2 separate regions of the Mus musculus genome follow, and region 2 is linked to region 1. A link is a loop called in an ENCODE intact Hi-C map of the cell type or tissue named here. Cell type or tissue: heart. All regions are shown on one strand. Each heading gives the region's core, and the rest is flanking DNA. Links, peaks and the distances in the headings are about the cores only. Region 1 holds the start of Gm31005 (a long non-coding RNA gene). Region 2 overlaps Npepps (aminopeptidase puromycin sensitive).

Region 1 (15,134 bases), core at 5,542-8,041:
CTTTCCTCTGACCTCCACGTACTTGCTGTGAGGCCTGCACATGCGCAGGAATGGCACACTCTCCCACGGAGGCAGGCAACTCACGTACAGACCCACACACCAAATAAGCCAACAGATTCATTGATTAATGCAATTTTTTGGAAAGACTTAAAGGGAAGAATCTAGTCAAAGTTGAAAGCTGGAATCAAGACATCCAGACACAATAACCTAGACTACATTTTCAGGGATTGGTGAGGGAATGAACTTCAGAGATCAAAAGCCTCCCTCCGAATTGCTGGAGAGTCCAAATAGCTGAAGAGGGTCTTTTCACCAGGGAAGGCCTCAATGATACTTTTATATACAGTTGTTTGTGACTTAGCTTCAGAAGTATGTAATGTGGGTTGCTTTAATGGGTCAGCCCCAGATTGGCAGTATTAACATGTTAATATTAATTAATAGAAAAGGTGCAGAAATATGTGGGTAAGAAAATGAGCTTGAAAAAAAAAAAAAAAGCAAAGAAAATGAGCTTGAAAGTTGTAGATGAGCCAGGCAGTGGTGGCGCACGCCTTTAATCCCAGCACTTGGGAGACAGAGGCAGGCAGATTTCTGAGTTCGAGGCCAGCCTGGTCTACAAAGTGAGTTCCAGGACAGCCAGGACTATACAGAGAAACCCTGTCTCAAAAAACCAAAAAAAAAAAAAAAAAGAAAGAAAAAAAGAAAAGAAAGTTGTAGATGACTCAGAAAATACCCCCAAATAAGGATCTCAGAGGCTAAGTGTCTTCCTGACCTTTGCCTTGCTTGCTTTTGACCCTTTGATGCTCTCCCTGGCAAGCTACACAGACAGTAGGAGTCCTCCTCCCTAAGGCAGATCACAAGAGTAACAAGAGGAAAACCAGCCCTTTCTCCCAAAGCCAGCCACTTAAGCTTAAAATAATCCTGTCCTCTCTGTGAGTTGACTATAAAGAAACTTCTATCTTACGTTTAGATTGTAACCTATTACCCCACCCACCCTGTAAGGAAGAACATCGCATAGACCAGGAATCTCAACAGACAGGCCTTGCTGGGTTTTCCCCCTCATCCATTACCCTTCTGTCACACCCTTGTGTCCAATCTTTCAGCGCTACAGTTCAAACTTCACAGAACATGTAAACGGGTCTTTAGGTCTCTAATCTTTGTCAAACTATGAAATACCTCTCCCCCTCCCGCTCCTCAAGATCTCTCTATGTAGCCCTAGCTGTCTGGAAACTGGCTGTGTAGATCAGGCTGGTCCCTAACTCATGGAGATCTGCCTCCCTTTGCCTCTGGAATGCCAGGATTAAAGTCATGTGTCTGGACCTACTTTTCTCTTCTTCGTCTTTTTTTTTTTTTTTTTTAATTTATCTATTATTCTACATTAGTACACCGTAGCTGTCTTCAGACAGCACCAGAAGAGGGTGTCAGATCTCATTACGGGTGGTTGTGAGCCACCATGGGGTTGCTGGGTGGGGTTGCTGGGATTTGAACACAGGACCTTTGGAAGAGCAGTCAGTGCTCTTACCCGCTGAGCCATCTCACCAGCCCTACTTTTCTCTTCGTATATTATATTGGTCACGATCCAGATAATGGGTAGGCAAGGGCTTGCTGCCTTATTTGTCCCTACACAGTTATGTGACTTGGAATTAGTTTTTCAACTGAACTCAAAAGATATCGGGAGAGGGTCCAGAAGTGCAGTAGAGCATGCATGAGCTCTCTCTCTCTCTCTCTCTCACAGAGCATATCACACACACACACACACACACACACACACACACACACACACACACACAAAAGATTATTAGTAGATTGAGATGAAAAAGAGCTGGTAGGCCAGCATAGTGGCACAGCCTTTAATCCCAGCTCTTTGGAGACAAAGGCAAGGAGATCTCTGTGAAGTTCAGGCTAGACGACAGAGAAACATAGTGAGACCCTGCCAGCCCCCATAAGAAAGGAAAGAAGGAAGGGAGGAAAGGGAGGAAGGAAGGAGGGAGGGAGGGAGGGATGGGAGAAGGAAGGAGGGAAGGATAGGTAGGGAAAGGAGCTTTGGCAGCACCGCCCTAGTACTTTTAAAGTCAAAGTTCTTTGTGTTTATGTGAAGATAATAGACTGACAGATGATAAAAGTAGGATTTCAAACACAAAACACGCCTGGAAAACAATGTAGATATGTTTTTCAGCCAACATAGCTTTGTGGTATTGGCACACGCCTGTGTTCCTATGACTTGGGCGGTTGCAGCAGGAGCATATTTGCAGTGTGAGGCCAGTCATGGCTTTGCTCAAAATCTTTTTTCAAAGACAAATAAATGTGTATCCTTCTAGGTTATGATATGATGGGGATTTGTTTGTTTACTTTTAATTTTTTTTGGTAAGATTTATTTATTTATTATATGTAAGTACACGTAGCTGTCTTCAGACACACCAGAAGAGGGCATCAGATCTCATTACAGATGGTTGTGAGCCACCACGTGGTTGCTGGGATTTGAACTCAGGACCTCTGGAAGAATAGTCAGTGCTCTTAACCGCTGAGCCATCTCTCCAGCCCTTACTTCTAATTTTTATTTACTAAAATTTATTTGTTTGTTTGGTTGGTTTTTGAGACAGGGTTTCTCTGTGTAGCCCCCTGGTTGTCCTGAAACTCACTTTGTAGACCAGGCTGGCCTCGAACTCAGAAGTCCCCCTGCCTCTGCCTCCCAAGTGCTGGGATTAAAGGTGTGCGCCACCATGCCCGGTCTGCCCGGTGCTTTGATTTTTAACTGTGAGTTGTGTGTGCGTGTGTGTCTGTGTGTGATATGTAATATATGTATGTGCACATGAGTGCAGTGCCCATGGAGGTAAGAAGATGGTGTCAGATCCTCTAGAGCTGGAGTTGCAGGCAGTGGAGAGCCACCTGACCTGGGTGCTGGGAACCAAACTCAGGTCCTCTGCAAGGTTTCAAGTGTTCCTACGGATACATCATTTCTCCAGTACCTGTGTGAATTTTTGTTGTTGTTGTTGTTGAATTTTGAGACAGGATTTCTCTGTATAACAGAGCCCTGGCTGTCCTGGATTTACACTGTAGCCCACTGGCCTCAAGTTCACAGAGATCTGACTGTCTCTACCTCCCAAGTGCTGAGATTAAAGACATACACCACCTGACCAACCTGGTGTGATATTTTGGACATTTGTTTACAATCTTGCCAAATTATCTTGACAGATTAGAACAAAATGCCAAACTAAAGAAGATGAAATTTAACTGGCATAAAATCAAGACATTTATGGCAGGGTTTTTTGTTGTTGTTATTGGTGGTGGTGGTGGTTTTGGGTTTTGCTTTGTTTTTGTTTTTGTTTTTAAATCAGTTGCACAGGAAGGAGCTGGACAAGCTTGACAACATTTTGGGTGAAAAGATTCAGATGTCAACAAACTCAATTCAGTTGCCACTCCAGAATGTAAAGGAGAGAGAGAGAGAGAGAAAGAGAGACAGAGAGAGACAGAGAGGGAGAGAGGGAGAGAGATCACAATCTCGCTGTGCCTTTCGATGACCAGTGAGAAGGCTAGGGTGGTTCCATGCCAGGCTTCAAACTGGCAGTTAAGGGACTAGGCCTAAATCTCCGTTCCCAAGAACTGGGCAATTCCAGGCAAGTCTAGGCCTCAGAAGCTGCCCCACCACCTGGCCTGAGGCAAGGACAATGGGTCAGCAGCAGTTTCCAGACTTCCTCAGCAACAGTTTCCAGACCTCCCCACTCTACACTCCACTGTAATGGAATGTCAGTAGAGATGGAGGCCTTGTCTCAAAAAAATGAATGAGTAGTTGGTCATGGTAGTCATGCCTGTGATCCCAGCAACACTGAAGAAGACACAGGGAAGAAAAATGAAAAATGAAAGATGAATTAAGGAACAAGAAATTCCATTAAAGGGTCAGAGCATAAAGAGGCACAGCAATGCTCGGCCGTGTCCCCAGACTTTGATTTTGTTTTCAGGCCATGAATGAGGTTTAGGGTTCCGGCTTCATGATTTTCTTCTGTCTATGGCTTCCTCGCCGCTCCACCCCATTAGGCAGCCCTTCTGGAAACTCTGAAACTCTTTCTTCCAGATTGGAAAGCTCTGGGAAGGACGTCCTGGCTTGTGCGCAGTGACTCCACTCCCTCTGCCAAAGGATAATGCTAAAATTGACTTTCTTGGAAACCAGTTAACGCCTTTGGGAAGCTCAGCCCTAGTTTAAGAGAGCCTGAAACTTTAAATAATGGGAAGGTAAGAAAATAATTCTCAAGCCAAGCAAAGTGGTGCACACCTTTAATCTCAGAACTCTATGCAGAGGCAGGGGGATCTCTGAATTTGACATCAGCCTTGTCTACAGGCAAGTTCCAAGGACAGGCAGGACTACATAAACCCTACCTTGAAATTACCAAAACAAAACAAAATTAAAAAGAAAAAAAAAAGAAAGAAAAGAAAATACCAAAACCAAAACAACGACAAAAAGAAAAACAAAACAAAAAATTAAGAAAAAAAAAAAGGGAAAAAAGGGCTGGTGAGATGGCTCAGTGGTTAAGAGCACTGACTGCTCTTCCAAAGGTCCTGAGTTCAAATCCCAGCAACCACATGGTGGCTCACAACCATCCGTAACGAAATCTGATGCCCTCTTCTGGAGTGTCTGAAGACAGCTACAGTGCACTTACATATAATAAATAAATAAATTTTTTAAAAAAAGGGAAAAAAGGGGCTGGAGAGATGGCTCGGTGGTTAAGAGCACTGACTGCTCTTCCGAAGGTCCTGAGTTCGAATCCCAGCAACCACATGGTGGCTCACAACCATCCGTAATGAGATCTGACACCCTCTTCTGGTGCTTCTGAAGACAGCTACAGTGTACTTACATATAATAAATAAATCTTAAAAAAAAAAAAGTCCCTATTATTTATTAAAAAAAAAAAAAAAAAAAAAAGGGAAAAAAAGAACATGATTCTTAGCATTCATGGTACAAGAATCCAACCTCCAGTCTCCTAAAATGTCACCTCAGCATGGCAGACTGCCACACCAGTCTTCCTGCATCTAAGTGTTTTTGACAACCTGCCTAGGAGGAATTACATGTCTAGCTCACATTTTACACAGGACAAATAGCAAAATGGACATATTGAGTTGGGAGGCATAAGACAATTGGTTTTCTATTGAATCTACAGAAGTTAATTTGGCAACAGAAGAAAGAACATTTTTATAACGTCCTGAAAGCCAGAATATCAGTATGGTCTGTGAGTAAGTCAGTAAAGGAAAAGAATGTAGTTTAGAGTTGGGTTGGGAGACCTGAGTTATGTGCCTAGATAGGGCCCTGAGTCACTGTGTTATTTCCTGGTCCCATTTTCCCCTCCCCCTTCTTCTGCACAACTTCTTACAACTTCTTTTATATATATATATATATATATATTTTAAATAAAGTTAAGCATGATTGTTTAAAGCAATCTGAAAAATACCAAGTCCTAAATGTAGCAATATAGGAAGGGCTTGTTCGTTTTAAAGCCACTAGTACAAAGTTTAAGTTTGTTGGGGTCCCCCAGATGGGAATTAAATGAGTAGGTAATATGTCTCAGCTTCTCTGGGTGTTTCCTGTCTGAGCTGACACAGCCATGTAGCTAACCCAGAACCCGGGAGAGATACTTGGAGAGATATAACTGAGGAGCACCCAGCTAGGGCAGAGAATGAGTCAGGGCTCAAGGACTCGATACCAACTTCTCCCACTCCTGCCAGGAAAATTCTGGGGTGAGACAGCAAAGGCAGGAGCCAAAGGGGGCGGGCCTGTCAGCTGCCTACCCTGGGGCCTCTCTCTGCCTTGTGGTTTCACCCCGGGCTGCCCTGCGGCTGTAACGTGTCTACTGACACGCAAGCCCTGGACACTCTGTCCCTTCCCCTTTCCCAAACCTTCACTAGTTCAAGAATCTCCAGAAGGGAATGGAGGAGAGAAGAAGAGGGACAGGGAAAGCCAGAGCTAGGCAGATATGTGGCAGCTCAGCAATCACAAGGCGGAATTAAAGAGGGTTTTCACCGGGGCGTGAGTAGGAAGTAGACATTTAACTCACCTCCATGAAAACCAAGATAAAAGACAGAGGAGCAACATGTTTAGGCGCTGTGGTGCTGAGATGTGGCTGAAGGACAAGACGGAACAACCAGCGGCATTGGCGTGCAAAACTGTAAGGCTGAAGAAAATGGCAAAGGACCACACTTCTGTATGGAGGGACTCCAGGCTCCTGCGAGCCCATCTACTGTAACACTAACATTCCCTGTCCGCAGCAAGTCTCAAAACTTTCCTCTAGCACGGAAATAACGCAGTCATCCGTGCTATACAGTCACGGGATACATAACGCTATCACTCCGTGTGAAGTCGAATTTTGCAATCCCCATTTCACCAAACTGTGAAATGGGCCACCGCAGGTTTAAGTAATTTGCTCACAGAATTTGGAAATCATACAGCATGGTCCGCATCAGTCGCCAGAACCCCCCGTTGGAGTCCATCAGACCAAACTGCACTGAATAGAGAGAGCTCTGTGCTTCCCAAAGCAGAGATTTACAAGTCCGGACTTGCTCGGGTTTGGCGATCTAAGATCCCAGCGCAGCCCTGGTACCCTCTAGTGGAAGCTTTCAGCATTAGCGTACATCCATCTGCTGGAGAGCATCTCAAAAGAAGGCGCGCATTTGGTTGCAGGGAGGTGGGGGGTGGGAGGGTGTCTGTTGAGTGTGGGGATGGGGTGCAGGTTAGAGACAGTCAAGCGCCTGACTGACTTGGACTCACACGAGGCCCACTAGAGTCAGCTGGTCCACCCTCCTGGGCCTTTGTTCATTAGGCATAGAAGGAGATCCATATCACTTGGGAATCTGGACTTTTAAGATTCATGAGAAAGCCCCCAACCCCCCCCCCCCTTTTTTTTCTACTGAGGACAGGTTAGTGATCAGAAATGCAAAGTGACTTATCTAAGGCCACAGAACAAGCAGAAGCCAGCGATAGTGGGGCCGTTTCCTTTGTCCCCAAAGAAGAGCTCCCCCCTCCCCTTGTTATTTTTTATTTGCTAATAAGCTGGCTTTATCCATGACTTGAGAGCATATGAAGACATAAAACTTGTAAACAGGAGCAGGGACAGTTTTTACCTTCATCTGCCCACAAGCCATGAACCTTTCCGCTCTTGCGCCTATTACTGCCAAACCCGAAGGCTCTGCCTTTCCAGCCTTCGGACCCTGGGGAGGGAAGGAACTCCCAGACTCAGGAATCCCGTGCCTAAAGCCCTTCAGGGCCTGGCTGGAGTCTCCTCCTCTCTTCCCAGCACTGAGGCTTCGATTTATTTCTCTTTCCCTCTCCCTCCCCCTACAAGTAATCCCTGCGAGTGGAAGTGGGTTAGAAAGAGATTACTCTCGTCCAAGGGCTTTGCCCTCTCCTCCCTAAACACGCTGTGCGCAGGGTGGGGTGGGGTGGGGTGGAGGTAGAGAGTCACAAACAGCCTGAAATTCCCTTTTAGGATGATTGCTTAATTTAGCCAGCTGGGAGAAAGTGGAGCAAGGAGAGGCTAGGGATTAATTCTAGACCTCTCCAGCAGTACGGGCTTCTTTCTGAGCCAGGGTGAAGAAGATCGATCTGTCCCTGAACATGCCTTCGGAATGAGGAATCTAGGGCAAGCACAGAGGCAAAGGCTCAGTCCCCAGCAGCGAAGGAGAGTGGAAAGATAAAGCAGAAAGAAAGGCAGCTTCCAGAAGTTCTGCAGCAGCGCTAACTGAAGGAATCACTCTGAGCCATGGAAACTTCCTGTGTTCCTGTGGCTAAGCGTTAGCCCAGAGGAGAACTGAAGAACTGCGGGTTAGGTTTCCGTGAGGAGCCAGCTCATATCTGGAAATTTCTTGTTTAGGGGCACTGCACCGGGGTGGTCTCTAGATCAAGGTTGTCTCTCTTCTGTGTCCAACACAAGGGCAGCCGCACTTCTCAGCATCCTACCAGGCTCCTTGTAAAAATCTCAAATATCAGCAGGCTTGGAAGCTGGAGCCATAACTAACCAGGGTGGAACGAACGCATTTGATTTTTAATGAATTAATAATTCTGTAATTTTGAGTGTGGAATTACCACCTTTGTATAGATGAGAATCAGGTGTGGCCAAGATGCCCTGTCAAGAACTATCAAATCGGGGGCTGGTGAGATGGCTCAGTGGGTAAGAGCACCCGACTGCTCTTCCAAAGGTCCAAAGTTCAAATCCCAGCAACCACATGGTGGCTCACAACCACCCGTAATGAGATCTGATGCCCTCTTCTGGAGTGTCTGAAGACAGCTACAGTGTACTTACATATAATAAATAAATAAATCTTTAAAAAAAAAAAAAAAAGAACTATCAAATCCCTAAGCACTCGTGAGACCCACGGGGAGTTGGCCTGGGTGACAAAGAAGCCTTCCTAATGTTGTTAGCTAAAATTAGTGGAGCGTATCAGCTAGGAAGTCGCCATTCTTGTTTCCTCTGTGGCACCTGTTTGGATAATTCCCATCTCTTTGTGCTCTTCATATGTCAGGGAAGGACAAATTTCTCAAGCAGTAATTACCTGTAATAATCATCTTATTTATAATCAGATTCTTCCAGCGCTCCGGGGAAATGTTCTTGTCGAAATCAGCTGTGTTCTTCTAGATGTAGGTCACTCAGAGACATTTCAGAACTTCCCATTTAAAAAATAAAACCTGAGCTGGGCTGTGATGGGACACGCTTTTAATCCCAGGAGGCAGAGGCAGGCAGGCCTTCTCTGGGTTTGAGGCCAGCCTGGACTACTTGAGTGAGTTCCAAAACAAGTGAGGACTACACAGAGAAACCCTGCCTCAAAAGAAAACCCCAAAAAGCAAAAAGCAAAATGTATGTGTGTGATGTGTGTGTATATGTATGTTTTATGTGTATGTGATATGTGTATGTGTGTGAGTAACACACACATCATTGTGCAAACATGCCTATGTGCCTATGTCCATGAGTGCTCCTGCAGAGGTCAGAGCAAGACTTCAGAGTCTTTCTTTATTGCTCTCAAAAATATTATCTGTGGTGGCACATGCCTTTAATCCCAGCACTCGGGAGGTAGAGGCAGGTGGAGATCTCTGAGTTCGTAGGCCAGCCTGGTCTTCAAAGTGAGTTCCAGGACAGCCAGGGCTACACAGAGAAACCCTGACTCGAAAAACCAAAAACAAACAAACAAACAAACAAACCAAACAAAACAAAACAAAAAAATTGTCTTGAGACAAGTCTCTTCCTAATCCAAAAGTTTGTCCTTTTGCTTAGACTGGCTGGCCATCAAACTCTCCAGATATCCACTTTTCAGTGTTGACATAGACACAAATTTCAGATACACCCAACTTTCTTTTTTTTTTTTTTTTCTTTTTTTTTTTAAGATTTATTTATTTATTTATTATATGTAAGTACACTGTAGCTGTCTTCAGACACTCCAGAAGAGGGCATCAGATCTTGTTATGGATGGTTGTGAGCCACCATGTGGTTGCTGGGATTTGAACTCCGGACCTTTGGAAGAGCAGTCGGGTGCTCTTACCCACTGAGCCATCTCACCAGCCCTTTTTTTTTTTTTTTTTTTTTTTTATTTATTTATTTTTTTTTATTTATTTTTTACACACCCAACTTTCATATAGCTATATATTTAATTTAATATGTATGGTTTTCGTGCATATATGCCTGTATGCATAGTGCATACTAGGTGCATTCCTAGTGGCTGCAGAGGTCAGAGGAGGGCATCAGATCCCCTGGAGCTCCAGTTATAATGTGAGTGAGCCTCCAATGGAGAGGAGAGACAGAGGGGAGGGGGAAGAGAAAGAGGGCTTGGCTTGCGGGGGTGGGGGGGAGCCAAAATGTCTGGATTATTATATAATGAAGAGCCTCTGAGTGATAGGAAGTCCAGCCCCTGGGCTGGAAATTTCAGCATAGAGGGTAGGACATGCCAGCCATGCCCTGTAACAGGTAAGGACTAAGGGATGCTGGGAGAACCTGGAGCCCAGGTCTGCTTTGGCATATTAAATATCCAACTTAGCCTCTTGTCGTGAGTCTGAACCCCCCCCCAATATATATATATATATATATGTGTGTGTGTGTGTGTGTGTGTTGTATGTTTGTGTGTATACATATACATACATGTACACACACACACCCTGCTGCTAACAAGGACTCCTATTCTTTAGGTTCAATTTAAAAGTCTTACTAGGCCGGGCGTGGTGGTGCACACCTTCAATCCCAGCACTCAGGAGGCAGAGGCAGGCAGATTTCTGAGTTCGAGGCCAACCTGGTCTACAAAGTGAGTTCCAGGACAGCCAGGTCTATACAGAGAAACCCTGTCTGGAAAAAACAAAACAAAACAAACAAACAAACAAAAGTCTCACTAGGAAAAATGGGAAAGAAAAGTCTGCCTTATAGGATTTCCTTTTCACTGTTGTTTAAGAGATTTTTAAATGTGTGTGGATGCTTAGCTGCCTATCTTTATGTGTACCATGTGTGTAATGCCCTCAAAGTCCAGAAGAGGGCATCAGATCCCCTAGAATTGGATTTACAGGGGCATATGCGTCACCATGTGGATGCTGGGACCCGAACTTGGGTCCTCTGCCAGAGCAGCAAGGACTCTTTTTTTTTTTTTTTTTTAAGATTTATTTATTTAATGTAAGTACACTGTAGCTGTCCTCAGACACTCCAGAAAAGGGAGTCAGATCTTGTTACGGATGGTTGTGAGCCACCATGTGGTTGCTGGGATTTGAACTCCTGACCTTCAGAAGAGCAGTCGGGTGCTCTTACCCACTGAGCCATCTCACCAGCCCAGCAAGGACTCTTAACACCTGAGCCATCTCTATAGTTTCTATTTTCTTTTTTAGTTTTTGTTTGTTTGTATTTTTCTGAGGGAGGGTTTTCTCTGTGTAGCCCTGGCTGTCCTGGAACTCTCTTTGTAGACCAGGCTGGCCTCGAACTCAGAAATCTGCCTGTCTCTGCCTCCCGAGTGCTGGGACTAAAGGGGTGCGCCACCATGCCTCAAATTTTCCAAAACAGCTAATCAAAAGTAACAGTGACCACCTAAGAATCCATCTCAGAGTGAACCAAATCATATTAGGTACTGATAGGGAATTAGCTTGCAGTAGCCGAGAAACTGAGCAGAGGCCAGGCAGACATGGGTTAGGATGTGTTACATAGTCTGTGTGGCTCCAGGATGACCTGGTTATCACACTGGGATTCCTTTAACCACTGAATGTGAAGCGATTTTGGAGTTGTTAAACTCTATGTACCTGACTCTCAGTTCTGCCAATTATTTGTTTAAATTTGAATTACATATTTAGTATCTCTGGCCCAACCATATATGTAAAAGCAGGAATATTTATTGCTTGTGGTGAGGATTAAGTTGATATATGTAAAATGCTTAAATTGCCAGGCGCCTAGTAAACAATTTTGAAATACCAGTTATTACCAAATTTGGTAAGTGGTATTTTTGGAAATGATATGTTTTGGGAAATGACAGATTCTTGTTAACCCACGTGCCTTTTGCTTTTCAGTAATCACAGCGGTCAGCTTCCCTAACGGAAAGGTATGAAAGAATTTTCACATAGAAAACTAGGTTGGTTAAAGGTTTAAGGTTATACTGCATTTTGAGGTCAGAAACACACCCAGAAACTATCATTTTCGCCCTAAATACCTCCAGTGAATTCCTTGTAATGAAAGAAAACACTTATCTTAAAGGCTTCTGATTTCAGAGGGAAGCACTTTTTCGTTTTTTTCACCGATTGTAAATAAGGTGTAACAATGTGTTAAGGAACCAGGAATGCAGCAACCAGAGTCCCACAGAAGCCTCCTGCGCAGGCGCAGCTGGCTCTCCCCGTCTCCGACTGGCGCGTGACAGCCGTGCGGTTTACCCTACTTCCAAAGTGGTTTCATTGCGCACGCGCGAACCCACTGCGCGTGCCCGCGCGCCCCTCCCCTGGAGAGCGTGCGCGTGCGCGCGACTCACCTTTCGGCCTGGGGCGCGCGCCCTGGAAAATTCCACTCCCCAGCTCGCTCCGCCCTCTGCGCCTTTTCTCCGGCTCGGTGATCTGCGGCTAGGCTAGCATCCCGGCGGCCTTTGCGCGAGCAAAATGGCGGCCCCCGTACCTCGGGGCTTGTCCTCCTTATACAGGACTTTGGGATGGTGGTCTCGGCAGGTGGGTAGAAATGAAGCGAATGAAATTTTTAGGGACACAAAGAGGAGGATAGAGTAGAGGGGAATAATCATGCTGTGGGCGTTGCTGAGTTTGGACCATACGAGTCAGACTTCATCTGGAGAAGAATTTGAGGTGTATGCGATCCCCTCTAGACAAGTCTCTCTAGACAGCCTAGACGAGGCTGAGCATTAAGCTTCTTTACGTTAATTCTAGTCTTTGGAGAGAAGATGTTAAAAAGGAAAGTAATGGCTTGGAAGATGAACCAGCTCTTTTACATTCTTAAAAAATTTTTTTTTGAAAAGGATAGGAGTTTTGTCTTATCCTAGAGGGAAAAGGTCACCTGACTTCGTAAAAGTTTATTGGTCAGTTAGGAGCTAGAAGCAATTTGCTTCTGAAAAAGCAAAACAGAAGTGTGGGGGAAATGCCAGGGAGATCTTGTTTAATGCTTTAGTAATAGCATTCCACTCTTTTCAGAAATGGGTTAAGTGAGGTTTACAATTAAACTGAAAGTTCTTTGGCACTAGGACCTCTGCTTTAATCATCTCTGTATACAGTAGTACTGCAGAATGTATTAAAGGAAAGTTTTTACTGTTGATTGATGTGAATACAGGTTATTAATTGGCTTGTGGCAAAAGCCATCCCTAGGTGTTCAAAAAGTAATATCGTTTCTCCATAATAGTCATTTCATAACTCCTGAAGCATTCTTTAATGGGATGTCTTTCTATAAGACTTTGCAAACAGTTTGCTCAAGATAGATTTATCCTTTCCAAATCACCTATACGCTAACTTTTTTTTTTCATCTCCCAGCCCATTCTGGTGACTCAGTCCACAACTGTAGTTCAAGTTAAAACCAAAAGCCGTTTTAGACCCCCAACTCCTGAACCCAAGTACAAAACAGAGAAGGAGTTTTTGGAGTATGCCAGGAAAGCGGGATTGGTCATTCCACAGGAACGGTTGGAGCGCCCTATACATTTGGCCTGTACAGGTAAGGAACTATTTCTGGGATCCTGGTTCAGTTCTCTATTGTCAGAGGTCTGGTGTATGCTTTAGACTCTGATTGATAGCAATAAATTAACCACTAAGTGGGGCTGGAGATATGACTTAGCGGGTAAGAGTACTGACTGCTCTTCCAGAAGTACTAAGTTCAATTCCCAGAAACCTCACTACCATTAGTGGCTCACAACCATCTGTAATGGGATCCGATGCCCTCTTCAGGTGTGTGTGTCTGAAGACAGCTATAGTGTGTACTCATATAAGTAAGTCTTTTTTAAAAAGATTAAAAAAAAGAATGAACCACCAAGTTCACCCTCAGTAATGATTTACTTTTATAAACTATATTTCAAAAAGTCAATTTTGTTTTGTTTTTACAGAACTTGGGGTTAGATATAGAACTAAACAAGCAGTCTACCGCTGAGCTACACACTCCTGTTCTCCCTTTCCTTTTGCCTTTACCACAGGTGGATCCTCCTACATAAATAGTAGCTGAGACCTAGGGCTGTACCTCTAGTCCTGCTCATGAGGTCATCCTTATTTGTTTATTTATTTATTTATTTATTTTATGTATATGAGTAAACTGTACCTGTACAGATAGTTGTGAGCCTTTATGTGGTTGTTAGGACTTGAATTTAGGACCTCTGCTCACTCCAGTCAACCTCACTTGCTCAGGCCCAAAGATTTATTTATTATTATAAATAAGTGGGGCCTGAACTCTGCAGCCAGTCCCACAACACCCAGAGGAAGCTCCACTCCCAGGCTCTCTAACACGCCCAAGATTACAGGATCCCAGAATCCCAGGATCACAGAGACAGCTGGACTCAGGAGTTCTGACACAACCAGGATCACAGGAAGGACAGACTCCAGTCAGATATATCGAGGGCAGGTAGCACTAGCAATAACCAGATGGCAGGAGGCAAGTGTAAGAACATAAGCAATAAAAAAATAATAAATAAATAAATAAAGAGCTGGGCGTGGCGTCACACACCTTTAATCCCAGCACTTGGGAGGAAGAGACAGGTGAATTTCTGAGTTTGAGGCCAGCCTGGTCTACAAAGTGAGTTCCAGGACAGCCAGGGCTATATAAAGAAACCCTGTCTTGGGGGGAAAAAAAAAGCCATAAGCAGTAGAAACCAAGATTACTTGGCATCATCAGAACCCAATTCTCCCAACATAGCAAGTCCTGAATACACCATCACACCAAAAAAGCAAGATTCGGATCTAAAATCACTTCTCATGATGATGATAGAGGACTTTAAGAAGGACATAAATAACTCCCTTAAAGAAATACAGGAAAACACAGGTAAACAGGTAGAAGCCCTTAATGACAAAACACAAATATCCCTTAAAGAATTACAGGAAAATATAATCAAACAGACTAAGGAAATGAACAAAACCATCCAAGATCAAAAAATGGAAATAGAAACAATAAAGAAACCACAAAGGGAGACAGCCCTGGAATTAGAAAACCTTGGAAAGAGATCAGGAGTCATAGATGCAAGCATCACCAACAGAATACAAAAGATAGAAGAGAAAATCTAAGGTGCAAAAGATACCATAGAAAACATTGACACAACAGTCAAAGAAAATGCAAAATGCAAAAAAGCTCCTAACCCAAAACATCCAGGAAATATAGGACGCAATGAGAAGACGAAATCTAAGGATAATAGGTATAGAAGAGAGGGAAGATTCCCAACATAAAGGGACAGTAAATACCTTCAACAAAACTATAGAAGAAAACTTCCCTAACCTAAAGAAAGAGATGCCCGGGGGCTGGTGAGATGGCTCAGCGGGTAAGAGCACCCGACTGCTCTTCTGAAGGTCCTGAGTTCAAGTCCCAGCAACCACATGGTGGCTCACAACCATCCTTAAGGAGATCTGACTGGTGTGTCTGAAGACAGCTGCAGTGTACTTACATATAATAAATAAATAAATATTTAAAAAAAAAAAAAAAAAAAAAAGAAAGAGATGCCCATGAGCATACAAGAAGCCTACAGAACTC
Region 2 (15,134 bases), core at 6,122-8,621, 95 kb before region 1:
GCATTTCAGATGCCCTGGCGTTGGAGGCTGACATGGGTTCAGGAGACTGAACTCAGGTCCTTTGTAAGAATGGCTCTTAAACCCAGAGCATTTGTAGAGCCTCTAACATATTTGTGGCCTTTAGAGTGTCCCAAGGAGATATGGAGGACAGCTGGACAAGTCTTGGGTTCTCTACTTGCACCAAATGGATCCTGGAGATCCAATTCAGGTCATCAGGTTTGGCAAAAGCACTTTTCCTTGCTGAGCCATCTCTCTGGTCCTAACCTAGACTCGACAAAAGCCCTGACTCTCATTTTAACATTCTGCTGCTAGCATTTGGAAATGTCCCCTACCCTTACACTTCATATTCTGGAAACTTATTTCTAAGAGTTAAATGTATTAGGTCTCAGGCCCTCCACATGTCTAGAAATGAGCTCAGGTTGGCCTGTAGAAGGATTCCTGGGGATAGAAGCCAGCGTTCCTTGGGAAGCTGTGAACTGGGTTTTCTGTCCTCCAAAGGAGCCTTTCTTTGCTTCTGGCAGAGGCACATGGCTCCTGTGGTGTGAATGGGTTTGATGACTATTCCCTCAGTCATCAGAGAATACAAGTCTTTGGTGGGATTAGAAGGATTAAGAGGGGAAGCATGTCACTGGGGGAAAGTTTTGAGGTTTCAAAAGCCCAAGCCAGGCCTAGGGTTGTTGTCTCTCTTAGCCACTGTCTCATGTTCCCTGCCATAACAATAGCCCAAACCTGGGACACAGTAAGCAAAACCTCAGCTAAATGCTTTCTTTTATAAGTTGCCTTGGTCATGGTGTCTCCTCAGGGCAACAGAATTGTAGCTAACACTGCATATGAAAGTTCATGCTGGTCTCCAGGATTCCTTAGTTCCCACTCACAAGTGCCTGTTACATGTTTCACAGCCTCTACGCTAGTGCCCTAGCCCTTCTCACCTCCCAGATACCCTTTGTTCTCTGTAGGACATGTATCCTCCTCACCCCAGCAACTCATGTTATCTCCACTATCCTCCCAGCACACCCCACCCCTGCTCTACTGGCTTGCTCTCCTGCAGACAGCTCTGGACACATCCAGTCCACTTTTTTTTTCTTCCTCCTCTGTTCTGGACTCTTCCAAATGTTTCAGGATATTTTCTCTCTCCTATTCAAAAAAACAAAAACAAAAAAACCAAAAAAAAAAAAAAAAAAAAAAAAAAAAAAACCCAAAAAAAACCCAGTCTTTTAGAATACCTAGAACACTTCCCTCTGAGGCAGATTCCTTACCGAGCTCTCTTGTATACAGTTTGTTAATGGGATTTGGAAGGTGAGGCCACTGAAAGGGAATTGCTTCTGAGTTCATGGCTCTCAGCATGAATTTCATAGATGACAGTGTGCTGTCCCAATGCTAAGATGTGATGTATATGGAACCTGAGGCTAGGATTGGTCTAGGTGATGGCTTACTACTGAGTAAGTTAACTGCTCTAAGCTTCCATCTCTAATCTCCGAGAAACGTTTACTGGATGAAAAAACAAAGGAGCACTTAGCAAGGCGGGGCACTTCAGGATTCAAAACTGCCTCACAATAAGCTACCAAGTTTAAAATGTTGCTACTAATCCAATTCTACTTCAGAGTTTTACGTTTTTCATAGAATAACATGCCTCTTGAGATTATTATTAAAAATTACTAAGCTGGGGGCTGGAGAGATGGCTCAGTGGTTAAGAACACTGACTGCTCTGCCCTTCCAGCAATCACATGGTGGCTCACAACCATCTGTAATGGAATCCGATGCCCTCTTCTGGTGTGTCTGAAGACAGCTACAGTGCACTCATATACATAAAAATTACCAAGCTATTTTCTAGCTAGTTCATCTGCTCTCACCACAATCAAAGCATCTGAAAACACAAACCAGCACATGGCCAAAGGCTGTCCTGGTGTAAACTTCAGATACCAATAGCCTGATTTACAAAGAAGACAACAGGTCTGTAGGCTTCTCAGGACTGGAGTGACACAGCAAACAGCACCAGCATTATCATGGCCAACACCCATTGACAGTCTCTCTACACATTCTTGTTGTCCTAAATTTACTATATAAATCAGGCTAGCCTTAGAGACCTGCCTGCCCCAGCTCCCAAGTCCTGGGCTCAAAGGCAGGCCCACAAGGAGGGTATCCTTGGCTCTTTTTCTTCTCTTAGGCTCTCAGCCTTCCAACTCTTTAATACAGTTCCTCTCTTGTTGTAACCTGCAGCCATAAATTATTTTCATTGCTACTTTGTAATTTTGTTACTGTTACGAATTGTAATGTAAATATCCATATTTCCTGATGGTCTCCTTTCATAGGTGGCCCCTGTGAAAGGGTCATTTGAGAGCAGTCTCCTCCCACAGGTTGAGAAATGCTGCCTTAGGTGGTCAGAACACACAGAAATACTGTTGAATTAACGATTAACGAAAGCCAGGTGTGGTGGCTCATAAATCATTATGTAACCCTGAACTTCTGAGGCTGAAATAGGAGGATCATTATGAACTCAGGGCCAACTCGGGGTTCATAGTGACTTTTAGGCCAGCATGGCTACAAGAGTAGAGCTCTAACTCACCCCATACACTCCAATGCTTACTGGGAATCCCACTACGACTCCATTCTTTTTCTCAGAGAAGAAGAACTATACTATGTCTTTCTTGCTCGGAGAATGAGTGTCTCAACCTTCTCAAACTATCTTCCATACTGCAGCGTGACTGGCCTTGAGGCACAGCAGTCCTCCTGCCTTACCCTGAGCAGCAGGAGACAGTGTTCCCGTCTGCATGCAATCTTAAGTCTGCCTTACCAGCTTCACCTTGCCACTGCCCTGCTTCCTAAGCCTATTTAGGAGTCTTTTCTTCAAAGCCCCACTGCCTTTACAACGAAATTGTTCACATAACACAATATACAATGTAGATTAAATGACATCTGAAATCAAGTATTTCACTGTTTTCTCAAGACCTAAAAAATAGTAAAATGTATTCCTGTTTTCTTCCCCTTTGTTTTGTTTTTTTGTTTTTGTTTCAAACAGGTGTAGTCCTGGCTATCCTCGAACTTGCTCTGTAGACCAGGATAGCCTCAGACTCAGATCCATTTGTCTCTGTGTTTAGGTCTGAGCCACTCTGCCTGGCTATAAAACTTATCCCTAACAATGGTCCCCACAATGAACCAGATCACAGCTCTCAGTATTGCCTCCAAGCAGATAATGTACTGACAGCACACATGATGACGAAGTTTATAGTATAATGGAGTTTTGCATTTCCCACTCAGAATAAATCTTTCCCCCAAATGCTGACATTTACCAGGTCAGGATCTACACAAAACTAATTATCTCTCTACTGTAGACTCTGCAGATATTGAAGGCAAAGTCAAATCTGTCTAAGACACAAGGACCCACAAAACTGCACCACCCCAACACTCTTTAGAACATTAGAACAAGGTTCATGGGGCTTGAGAGACAGCTCAGGTGAAAGGCACTTATTGCTCCAGAGACCTAGGTCCTTAGCTTCCACATGGTGGCTCACAACTTCCCAGAAGTCTAGATCCAGGGGACCCTATGCCCGCCCTCTTCTGATATCCATGGGTATCAAGCAAGTATGGAGTACATACACATATACATGTAGGCAACACACACATATATACAAAATAAAGTAAGTTAAGAAAGAAAGACAGAGAAAGAGAGAAGAGGAGGAGGAGGGAAGAAGGACGAGGAGGAGGAGAAGGAAAAAGGGAGAGAGGGAGGGAGGGAAAAGAAAAAAGAAAGAAAGGGAGGTTCATTTATGCTCTGGACTGAAAACTGAGAAGTGAACAGTACTGTCCTTACCTTAACTTCTCCAGCCATTTTATCAACTGCAAACCCCTCAACTGAGAGCTGAAAACAAAGCAGAGGTTTTAAATAGTTTAGAGAAACAAACAGACTAGACAGAAACTTCCACTTACCCCAAAGACAATCAATTCTGTTCTCCCGACTCTGGTTTGTTACACAGAAGATAAGATGGGGATGTACATGCTTATAAAACAAACTTCAGTAACTATTTGAGAGATTTTTGTTTTGTGTTTTTTTTGCTGGGGCTTGAATTCACAGCCAGTGTGGCACAGGCCTATGAGTGAGCTGCAAGCACAGCCCTTGAGGAACCCTTTATTTGAAGGTAGGAGTGGGAGTTTGGGTCTTGCTATATAGCCATGGCTACTTTCACACTCCAAGCAATCCTCCCGTCTCAGCTTCTGCAGTGCCGAGGTTATAAGCACAGTCCACGGCGGCCGGCTGAAGAACCGCGGGAAGAACAAAGAGCCGAACTCTCTAACGCAGATGTTCCCACCCCGTGGATCACGACCCACGGGAGTCACACAGCAGATGTCCTGCACAGCAGGTATTTACATTATAATTCCTAACAGTAGCAAAGTTATAGTTATAAAGGAGCAGTTAAATAATTTGGTAGTTGGGGGTCATTGTAACATGAGGTACAGTATTAAAGTGTTGGCATTAGGGAAGGTTGGGAACCAATGGTCTAATGGATCATGGATAATCATTCAATAACATTCAAGATTAGCAAGCTACTCAAGACTCCTACATACCTTTATTAGTCTGGATATTAAGAACCCTCCCTGGTACCGGTTGTGAAGCTCCTCCCAGTTGTCCTTGATGAATTTCCAAGCAGCTTTCCTCCCATGCTTGCTGCCTCCAGCCACTCCACCAATCACCGACACAGTGTCCTGCGGACGGACCTCTTCCTAAGGCGAAAAAAAAGAACTAGCAGCCCAGCTCTCTAGAGTACCTCCTGGTACCAGAGAATACAACAGACTGTTGGAAAACTGCGCAACAGCAGGGGAAGCACTCACCCCAGGGAGGGAAAGGGATTCCAAAGGCCTCCACTTTCTCTTCAACCTGTTCTAATTCTCACTACTAGTGGGAGAGGGCAGGTCAGCACAGTAGCCAAGCCTCACAACCTGACTCAATCTCTGGAAACCACAAGATGGAAGGACGACCTACTCACCTCCTCTCATCCCCATCCCAACCCTGCCATACAAAATAAAGCAATAATAAAATGAAAACCAAACAAAAACAAACGCTCCGACCAGCTTCCCCAAAATATCAGGGGTGTGCCGAGTCAGACACTTGACACACATCATGGAACACCAGTTCTCTTTCATTTTTCCAGACAGAGTATCTCTATGTAGCTGTCATTCTGTAGACCAGGATGGCCCCAAGCTCAGAGATCCTCCTATTCCTGCCCCATGAGTGCTGGGGTTAAAGGCGCATGCCCCCACCTCATGGCTCAGCAGCAGTTCTCTTGCAATCCAACATATTACTTACTGAAAGTGCAAAAGTAAGGACTTTTTGAATCAGTTCAGGTGAAAGAGTAGCCCCAAGAACTCTTTCAATTCTGTTTTTCTCTTCTTGCATATCAGCTTGTTTGTGAAGCTACAGGGAAAAAAATAAAGATGAACAGTTAGCTCTTCCCTGGATTCCAGGCATGTTCATACCGGCTTCTCTTCCACTGAGGTGGAACCTCTGCTCTGCCTCCTCCCTGGGTAGGACTGACTGGTGGGGCACTGCACTACACCACTTAGTACTTTGCTACTGTGGTTGGGCACTAAACCCTACATCTGCCACAGTAGTAAGCCACGAGATGCAGGTGTGTGTTAGTCAGATAGTACGTCTCGGTCTCCAGGCTAGTATAAAGGTCTAAAGAGTAAGTCTGCCATGGTCAGTCTTTACATCACTGACACCTGGCTAATGCTTTGTATTAGATAAATAAACTATCACTAAACTATCATTAACTATCATTAATTTAGCCCGTGAAGCTGAAAATAATCTAGACATCTAGTAGCTGGATGCTGTTAATTACTCAAATGAGAAAAAAATGCATTAATAATGGGGAAGTGGAGGCAGAAGGATCCGAAATTTTAGGACATCTTTGGCAACACAGCTTGAAGCCAACCTTTTTAAATGAGACCCTGTCCCCCCAAAATAAAAAAGACAAAACAAAAAGATATATTGTAGAATGTTGCCTAAAATGTGTATCTGTGTGTCCATGTGCCTGTGTTGGCTCTGCTCCCCACGAGTGCACCTGTGGAGGGCAGAGGTTACTGCCAAGAGTCTTCCTGTACTGGAAGTCCACCTTGTTTGTAGAGTCAGGATCTATCAGTGAATCTGGAACTTGCCATTTCACCTAGAATAGTCGGCCCGTAAGCTGACTACCTCTGCCCATTGTGCTGGGTGAAAGAGATGTGCACCACTGCACACGGACTCCGGACTCCAAACTGAGGTTTTCTTGCTGTGCAGCAAGCTTTTTACCTACAAAACCATCTCTTCAACCCTGAAAGTCACACAGGATTATTTGGAGTTGGAGAGGTAGCTCTGAAGTTAAGAGCTCTGGCTGCTCTTGCAGAGGGCCTGGGTTTGGTTCTCAGCACACACATGGTGGCTCATAATTGCCTGTTAATGCTAGCTTCAGGGGGGACCAAAAGTCCTCTTCTGAGCTATGCAGGATACCAAGCACACATGTGGTACAAAGACATATATGCAGGCAAAACATTCATACACATTTAAAGAAAAGAAAGAAAATACAAAACCCAGACTATGTATTTGTTTTGATTCAAGGTCTCATTATGCAAACCTGGATAGTCTAGAACTCCCCCATCACTTTTTAAAAAGTTATTTATTTTATGTATATGAGTACACTGAAGCTGTCTTCAGACACACTAGAAGATTGCGCCTGACCCCATTACAGATGGTTTGATTGTAAGCCACCATGTGGGTGCTGGGAATTGAACTCAGGACCTCTGGAAGAGCAGTCAGTGCTCTTGACTGTTGGGCCATCGCTTCATCGCAGACATATTTATTTTTATTTTATGTACATGAGGGTTTGCCTGTAAGTGCATTGTATGTGCATCTGGTCCCTCAATGCCAGTAGACGGTGCCAGACCCCACAGAACTAGAGTTATGGAAAGCAAGCCACCACATGAGTGCTGGGGATGAACCTAGGTTTTCTGTAAGAGCAGCAAGTACCCTTAACCATTAAGTGATCCCTCCAGAACTAGTGAGAACGACGTGTTTGTTGTTGAGGCAGGGCTCTCATATAATTCAGCTGGCCTTGAATTCTCTGTGTAGCTGAAGATGACCTTGAACTCCTGATCTCCTTAGTTTTACTTTCCAAGTGCTCCACTCACCGGTGAGTGCCAACATGCCTAGCTTACATGTAAATCTTTTAATGAATACACAGTTCTGATGGGTGACTTGGCTATTTAGGCACATTTTACATAATTACCTGATGACAGACGTGAGCTTATTTTGACCCTCCCACCTCTAATATAGACACCATGATTTTTCTTAACAGACTGGAAATGAATGCACAGGGACAGGATAGGACTTGTCTCAAGTACCACTAACATCTCATTTTCTCATCCTCCCTCTTTCTCTGACTCTTCTTTCCCATGCTGGAATGGAACCCAGATCCTTGCATATAAAAAAGCAAAGTGCCATCCAGTTTTTATTTTATTTTTATTTTTTTTAGATTTATTTATTTATTATATGTAAGTATACTGTAGCTGCCTTCAGACACTCCAGAAGAGGGCGCCAGATCTTGTTACGGATGGTTGTGAGCCACCATGTGGTCGCTGGGATTTGAACTCTGGACCTTTGGAAGAGCAGTCGGGTGCTCTTACCCCCTGAGCCATCTCACCAGCCCGCCATCCAGTTTTTAAAAGTTGATTTAAAAAACAAACAAACAAACAAAAAACTTTGGCCAGGCAGTGGTGGCGCACGCCTTTAATCCCAGCACTTGGGAGACAGAGGCAGGTGGATTTCTGAGTTCAAGGCCAGCCTGGTCTACAGAGTGAGTTCCAGTACAGCCAGGGCTATACAGAGAAACCCTGTCTCAAAAAACAAACAAACAAACAACAAAAAAACAAAGTAAAAAACAAACAAACAAAAAACTTTGTGCTGCATGTGTGTATATGTTTGTGCAAATCAGAGGACAACTTTACCCCTTAGATAGAAGTTTTGGCTTTTTTTTTTCCCTCTCCCCCTTGAGACAAGGTTTCTGTTTTTCTGTGTAGCCTTGCCTGCCCTGGAACTCATTCTGTAGATCAGGCTGGCCTTAATTCGCCTGTCTCTGCTTCCCAAGTGCTGGTATTAAAGGCAATGGCCACTATGCCTGGCTTTCACATGGAAGTTTTAAAGAATCTGGCTTATACATCTAGTCCAGTGGTTCTCAATCTGTGGGTCCTAGTACCCACCTACTCCAGGGGTACTAGGTGGCCCTTTCATAGGAGATGCCTAAGAGAATTAGATACAGATATTTACATTACAATTCATAACATTAGCAAAAGTTAGTTTATGGTTGGAGATCACCACAATACAAGACACTATATTAAAGGTCACAGCATTAAGAAAGTTGGGAGGCTACAGAAGAATTAGTTGAAGGCGTAACTGGGTAAATCGATTTCAAGGGCAACCTGAAGAACCTTGCTTTATAAAATGGTGGAGGCAGGTGTGACTCATGCTTATGATCTCCAAAGTCTTGGCATCAAGGGGAAATGCAAGGAAGATAAGAGTTCTAGGTCAGCTTCAAGTACAAAGTGAGATGGAACACAGCCTGGGTTAAAATGAACCCCTGGCTTCAGAAATACAAAAGAAAGAAACAAACAAAAACTGGACATAGAGCCGGGCATGGTGGCCCATGCCTTTAATCCCAGCACTCGGGAGGCAGAGGCAGACGGATCTCTGAGTTCAAGGCCAGCCTGGTCTACAAAGTGAGTTCCAGGACAGCCAGGGTTACACAGAGAAACCCTGTCTTGAAAAACCAAACAAACTGGACATAGGTGGCTCCCCTGCAATTTCAGCACTTGAAACACAAGGATCGGGAATTCAATGCCACTCTTCAGTGTCAGTCTGGGCTACCTGAGACCCTGTCTCAGACATGCATGAGGACGTGGGATCAGCCTTACATTTCAGGGTGAAGGGTCAGCTAGATACTGAAGTTGTGTAGGAAAACCAACAAATAAACCTGAACCCCAGGGTCTGTGGTACTGGGATCTGCGCCTCCATCGGGCATGCTAGACTAATAGCTTCCCCATTATGCTCAACTCCCAGAGCTATTTACATTTTAGTCTTAGTAGGATCTCACAAAGTTATCCAGTCTGTCCTTGAACTCCTTCTGTAGTCCAGGTAGACCTTAAACTCTCTGCACTCCTGCTTTAATCTCCTTACTACCTGAGATTACAAGCCAAATCCAGCACATCTATCTCTTTGCCCAGGCTCTCCTCCACCTCTAAGTACACATCCAAGTTCAAATGCAGACGTCTGGAGACCTTTCCCAAATATACTCACCTTCAGCATGATATCTAAGGTAGCGCCATCCCCATGCTTTAAAACAGTGAGATAGACCTACAAAAGAACACCAGGAAAAAGGAAGTCATTTAAGTTATAAGTATTTCATTATAAAGAGTCTGATGCTAAGATAAAAAGAAGACGGGCATGTTGGCAAAGGCCTACTGTTGTACAACTGGAGGTTGGGGGTGAGTCAGAAAGGAAAAGGATCCTAAGTTCAATGCCTTTGTGGGATACACAGTAAGAGTATGGGTAAAACAAAACTGGGCTACAAGGCCAGTTTACAAATTATAGTTACGTATCAATACAGAGACAGACAGACAGACAGACTATGGTTATCAGTCACTGGTGGTGGACAATCACACAGGGCTGTCATGTGCAGACAATATCTTGTAGCAGTTCTCTCAGAAATGCACCAAGTTAGTCACCTTGCAGCACTGATGTGCTACTGGAGAAACAAAGGAGAGGCTGGCTGCAAACCACCCAAGCAGCCTTTGTTTACAGTCAGACAGGGTGTGAGTGTCGGTTTTTAGGCCAATTTTAACTCACAAATTAAAACTCATATCTACAATTCAATGGGATTTATTATTATCTCCCCCCCCCCCCAACCCCCAGACAGGGTCACTTGCTGACCTCTGTCTCTGCCTCCTGAGTACTGGGATTAAAGGAGTATACTACCACACCCAGCTGTCAGGGGAATTTATTACAATAACTCACAGGACTCCTTAGGTCAGCAGAAAGAATCTGTTTCCCTTCCACGTGCTCCTTAAACCGACGACGGGCTTCTTCCAAAGTTGCCTTATGGCCTGCTTTTCCCAGTTTGCCCAGCACCAAGCCCCTCAGGAGTGCGTCTAGATGACCTGGTGGAGAAGTGAAGACACAGACAACTTGAGAAGCCTGCTTTGATAATGCACAAGTTACATACGTTGTAACTGTGATACCAAGTCTACGGTCTTAAACAAACACAATCGATCACTCTAGTACTTATGAGAATACTTGATTTAGTTTATCAAATTGTAAGAAGAAAGGAATAAACATACTAGACAAGCAAACAAATTTGCTGACTTTGTGTGGACTCATAGGTACCAGATACTGGAGCCTAGTAATGTAGCTATACTGTTAAAAACACGTGAAAAGGAAAGACTTACATCACACAAGTTTCACTCAAGGTTTTTTTTTTTTTTAATAATTATTTATTTATTTTATGTATGTGAGTACACTGTCATGTCTTTGGACACACCAGAAGAAGGCATCAGATTCCACTACAGATGGTTCTGAGCCACTATGTGGTTGCTGGGAACTCAGCAACTCAGGACCTCTGGTTAAGAGCAGTCAGTGCTCTTAACCGCTGAGCCATCTCTCCAGCTCTTCAAAGCTTTTTAAAAAATGCTCTTTGTTCAATAAACTAAAGCCTTAGATTTTAAAGTAAACATTCAATGGATTCATCCTCCCGTACAGCACAATTACCAAAGCCATACCTCCAGCTCAGTGTCACTGTCACTGTGATAAAGCCATACCTCCAGCTCAGTGTCACTGTCACTGATAAAAACCGCCATGAAAGCACCAGGGATGCAGCTTTGTGGCAGAGCATGGCAGAGGTATTTGCACTGACAAGTAATTTTATTTGGGCAGATAGCTTATACTACAAGGCAGGTCAGATTCCCTGGAACTAGAATTACAGATGGCTGTGAACTGAGCCTTGTCCTCTGCAAGAGCTATAAGGACTCTTAACTGCTAAGCCAGCTCTCTAGCTCCTGTGACAGCGTGTGTGTGTGTGTGTGTGTGTGTGTGTGTGTGTGTGTACATATGGGTACATATTTCTATGTCCATACATGTGGAGGGCAGGCCAACCTTGGGTGTTTTATTTTTCACACAGGGCCTTACTCCTTAGCCTTGTCTGTCTAGGAACTCTCTTTGAAGAGCAGGCTGGCCTCAACATCACAGAGATCTACCTCTTCTTTCTCCCGAGTGCTGAGATAAGGCTGTGTGCCAGAACCCCGGCCACTTCACTCTTGAAGACATTATCACTCTCTGGAATGGAACCCTACAGATCTACTTCTTTCCTCAGTGCGAGGGGGCGGGGAGGGGGGTCCACAAGCACATGTCACTGCTCCAGGCTATCTTCCTGGGATTAAACACAGGTCTTCAAGTATGCACTCTTAGAAACAGAACCGAGCTATCTCCCCAGCCCTTACTGGGAATCTGCTACTGACTTATGTTGTAGGTCAAAGCAACATAAGAACTATTTGCTCTTTAATCCCCCTGTCTGTACAGCTACAGAACAAAGGCATTTATCCTGTATTCATTCCAAATCAAAGATTTTACACATTATTATTTCCACAGACAAGTGCGGCATCCAGGAAGTCCTCTGCTGAGCTGTCACTATGTATGCTCTCTCTAAAGCTAACGACTTGCTGGGTCTGGACTCCTCTCAATGACTCAGTTGCCATACAGCAGTAACCTTCTACCTTTCTCATCACACACACGTTTCTAGTACCACTGCATTTTGTTCCCCTTGATAACCTTCAACTTCCCTATATACTCTGGTGTCATTCTCTCCTTAAAGAACATTTCTTCTCCAATCCCACGTCAAGTCTATTTCTGTGGCCAACAAAATTCCTTTTAGAGTTGTCTATATACACTGTCTCCAATTCCTCCCACTGTGGAGAATCTATTATAGGCATACCACTTCACAGAATCTGTTAACCAAAATTGTTAATTCTCTATTACTTTCTGCTTGTGGCAACCAACACAGCTTACCACTTTCCCTCGACCTTATAATACAATACTTTGAAATTATGGGCCACTCTACTTTCTCCTGATGCTCCTCAGAGGCCAGTCAGTTTCTTTTGTGATTCTTCACCCTCTTCTCACTGAGCCTCATAACCCAGAGCGGTGGTTAACTCTCTATGACACTGAGGATGGCTCCTGATCCTCCCGCTTCTACCTCCTAGGGCTAATGGTGTGGACCACCATGCCTCTTTTCTCCTTTGTTTCTTGAAATAAAAGAGCCATAGGTAAACCAGATTGGCCTTGAACGTTTCTGCTTCCTGATTACAGGCATGCTTAGCTTTTCTTCTGCCAATCTCTAACTCTTGAATTTAGCTATAGTCCTCAAACATCTCTCTATTCTTAGTCCTTAGGTGGTTTCTTCTAGTTTCACAGTTATAAATCCTAACTACATGCTATTAGCTCCAACTGTATTTACCTAGCCTTCATCTCCAGGCACTCTCAAATGTAGCAAATGAACCCAATCTGGCTCTTTTTTGCAACCAAACCTGCGTCTATAGACAATCTTGTTTTCCCTTGGCTGACCTGGAACCTGGAACTCTTTGTGCCTGTCCCTCTACAAGTAGTATTTTTTGGGGGAGGGGAGCATGAGTGGTGTGTGTCTGTGTGTTCTAGACATGGTTCTTGTGTACAACAGCCCTGACTGTCCTGGAACTTGCTCTGTACACCAGGCTGTCCTCAACTAAGAACATACACTTGCCTCTGCCTTCCAAGTGCTAGGATTAAAGGTATGTGCCACTGTGGGCCAGATAAGTAGGTTTTTTTGTTGGTTTTTTTTTTTTTTTTTGGTTTTCCTCTGTAGAGCCCTGGCTGTCCTGGAACTCACTTTGTAGACCAGGCTGGCCTCGAACTCAGAAATCCACCTGCCTCTGCCTCCCGAGTGCTGGGATTAAAGGCGTGAGCCAGCACGCCCGGCGTCAGATAAGTAGCCTTAATCTGTTGATTCCTCTTTTTACCACACTCAGTCCTCCAAAACCACAGAGAGAAGGCATCACTTGTTATGTGCTAACGGCAACCAAGTGGAATACTCAAATAGCCTTCCAAATGATTTCCCTTCAGTTTCATAGTCACATGAATTAAATCATGTTCCTCTGATCAAAACTTCTAAAACTAGCATCTTGAATCAAAATGTGAAAAACAAGGAACTTTGCTTCAGGCCGCCTCCCTGTAAGGGAGTCATTGACTTGCCATGGGCCTCTCACCTCTTCCCCAGTCCTGACCTCATCAGCCTTCTGGTTTTTCATTGAACACTCTGGGCATGCTCTTGCTTTAGATTCTTGTAACTTGCTGGGCCCTCTGGTCTGGACCAAGTTTGCTCTGCACTTGTAGCTCTCTCTCTCAGTTCTCCATTTATGCTCGAAGATCAGTTATTAGGGAGGGTTGGTTTTTCTCCAACTACTTTATCAAACACTGGCTTAGCACTCCTTATTCATACTATCTAATTTTACTTGTGAATCTATACTCTACCTTAATATAATTTGCTGTGTCTCCCATTAGAATGTAAGCTATACAGGACAATGCTTTGATTATCTCGACTGCCAGTTTGTAAAATAGCACCTGCCTTTTACTAGTTACATAAATATTAGGTGAATATGAAGGAAAGGCAGTGGCAAGAACTGGATACTATTACTGTTCTTATTTTTAAAAATCCCAGATCAATGTAATGGTCTGGGAGTAGATCACTAGCAGAGTTTAGCATAGACTAGGCTCCTGGGTAAACCCATTGCTATAAGAAGAAAAAAAAATAAGGGGGCTGGAGAGATGGCTCAGTGGTTAAGAGCACTGACTGCTCTTCCAGAGGTCCTGAGTTCAATTCCCAGTAACCACATGATGGCTCACAACCATCTGTAATGGGATCTGATGCCCTCTTCTGGTGTGTCTGAAGGCAGCAACAGTGTACTCATATACATAAAATAAATAAATCTTTAGAAATAAAATAAAATAAATCCTAGATTAAGATTATTCAGGAGAGAACACCTCATTTAGTAAGCAGATGGCGACAAGTGAATGGATTTAAAACCTCCAAATTACCACTTTCAACATTTAAATCACAATTGTTTTAAAAGGAACATGATTATAGACATAATCATAGAAAGGCAGAAAGCAATTAAAATTCTTACTTTGGAAAGCTGAACCCTGCCAAGTGTGAAGATTTATGCTGAGGCAGGAGAGTCAGTATAGGTTCCAAGGTACGTGAGCTACTGTTTTGTGATGGTGTAACAATTTCACTAGCAGGTTCAGAACACTACATTTCTGACCAACTGAATATACTCTAAAATCTGGATACAGAGATGCTGCTAACTGTCAACCACACAGGAATAGAAAGTACTAACTTTAGATTCTTCCCCAGATAGTACATTCATCTATTACCTTCTCCAGGTTTGGGGTCCCAGCCCAATCTCTCTCCTATAGGTGAAAAGACATCTTTGACAAACTCCTGGATTTCCTCATAGAAGTCTGTGTGGGACAAGAGAGTTGAAAGAATCCCCAGGTTACAGCTCAGGTCGCTCCATACAGTATAATTGGGCTCATTCACAAAAGCCTCCATGACTTTTAGAACCTCTACAGTGCTAATGATGCCAGCTCGAGCCTGGGATAGGAAAAAACACAAATCAGCTCAGCCTTCAGACTCAACAAGACAAAAGAAAACAAACATGCATGTGGCATTATCTACTGCTAGCAATTCTCTTGGTTTAAGAAAACGAGGCTAAGTAAGTTCAGAATACTGTTAGAATAAAAATCCTATCATGACAACATCTTTTGTTAATTTCCTTGCTATCTATAAAAGAACACCTTAAAAAAAACTTAGATTGAATCTCATATTTTGGGACCAATAAAAATCAGTTAACTTCTTGTTTCTACTCAGTTTCTGGGGCATCACTTTGATATTTTAAATTTCTCTCTTTCTTTTTTAAAATATCTTCTACTTTGAGAAAAGTTGCAAAAAAACAGCTGGGGCTCTGGTTCTTGACAAAGGCTCTGTCAAGGCTGACTCTGCCCACTGTGTCAACGTCAGCCTCTCCTT

The links. Peaks named below come from ENCODE experiments on the same cell type or tissue, not always from the same donor. Only the 100,000 strongest peaks of a DNase experiment are listed, where the experiment ranks them.
Region 2: a loop joins it to region 1, with 2.7 times the contacts of the local background. A loop is called at or near these places in 10 of 42 quality-filtered maps.

Annotation. Positions count from the first base shown.
Region 1 is chr11:97,303,801-97,318,934 of GRCm38, forward strand. Gm31005 (a long non-coding RNA gene) reads right to left here and starts at 7,305. Exons shown (of 4, transcript XR_389002.3): 1 at 7,099-7,305; 2 at 6,036-6,152. Mrpl45 (mitochondrial ribosomal protein L45) reads left to right here and starts at 11,916. Exons shown (of 8, transcript NM_025927.4): 1 at 11,916-12,139; 2 at 12,947-13,124. The coding sequence starts at 12,074. In heart, for the core only: CTCF peaks have their summits at 6,580 (motif pointing left), 6,797 and 7,768; DNase peaks (open chromatin) are centred at 5,751, 6,591, 7,381 and 7,801; H3K4me3 peaks cover 2,463 bases; H3K27ac peaks cover 2,500 bases.
Region 2 is chr11:97,208,472-97,223,605 of GRCm38, forward strand. Npepps (aminopeptidase puromycin sensitive) reads right to left here. Exons shown (of 23, transcript NM_008942.3): 17 at 14,480-14,699; 18 at 10,037-10,179; 19 at 9,320-9,376; 20 at 5,300-5,407; 21 at 4,561-4,716; 22 at 3,809-3,856. Among named protein-coding and RNA genes, the nearest start is that of Kpnb1, 28 kb to the left of the region's middle. In heart, for the core only: a CTCF peak has its summit at 7,539 (motif pointing right); no DNase peak of the experiment used is centred there.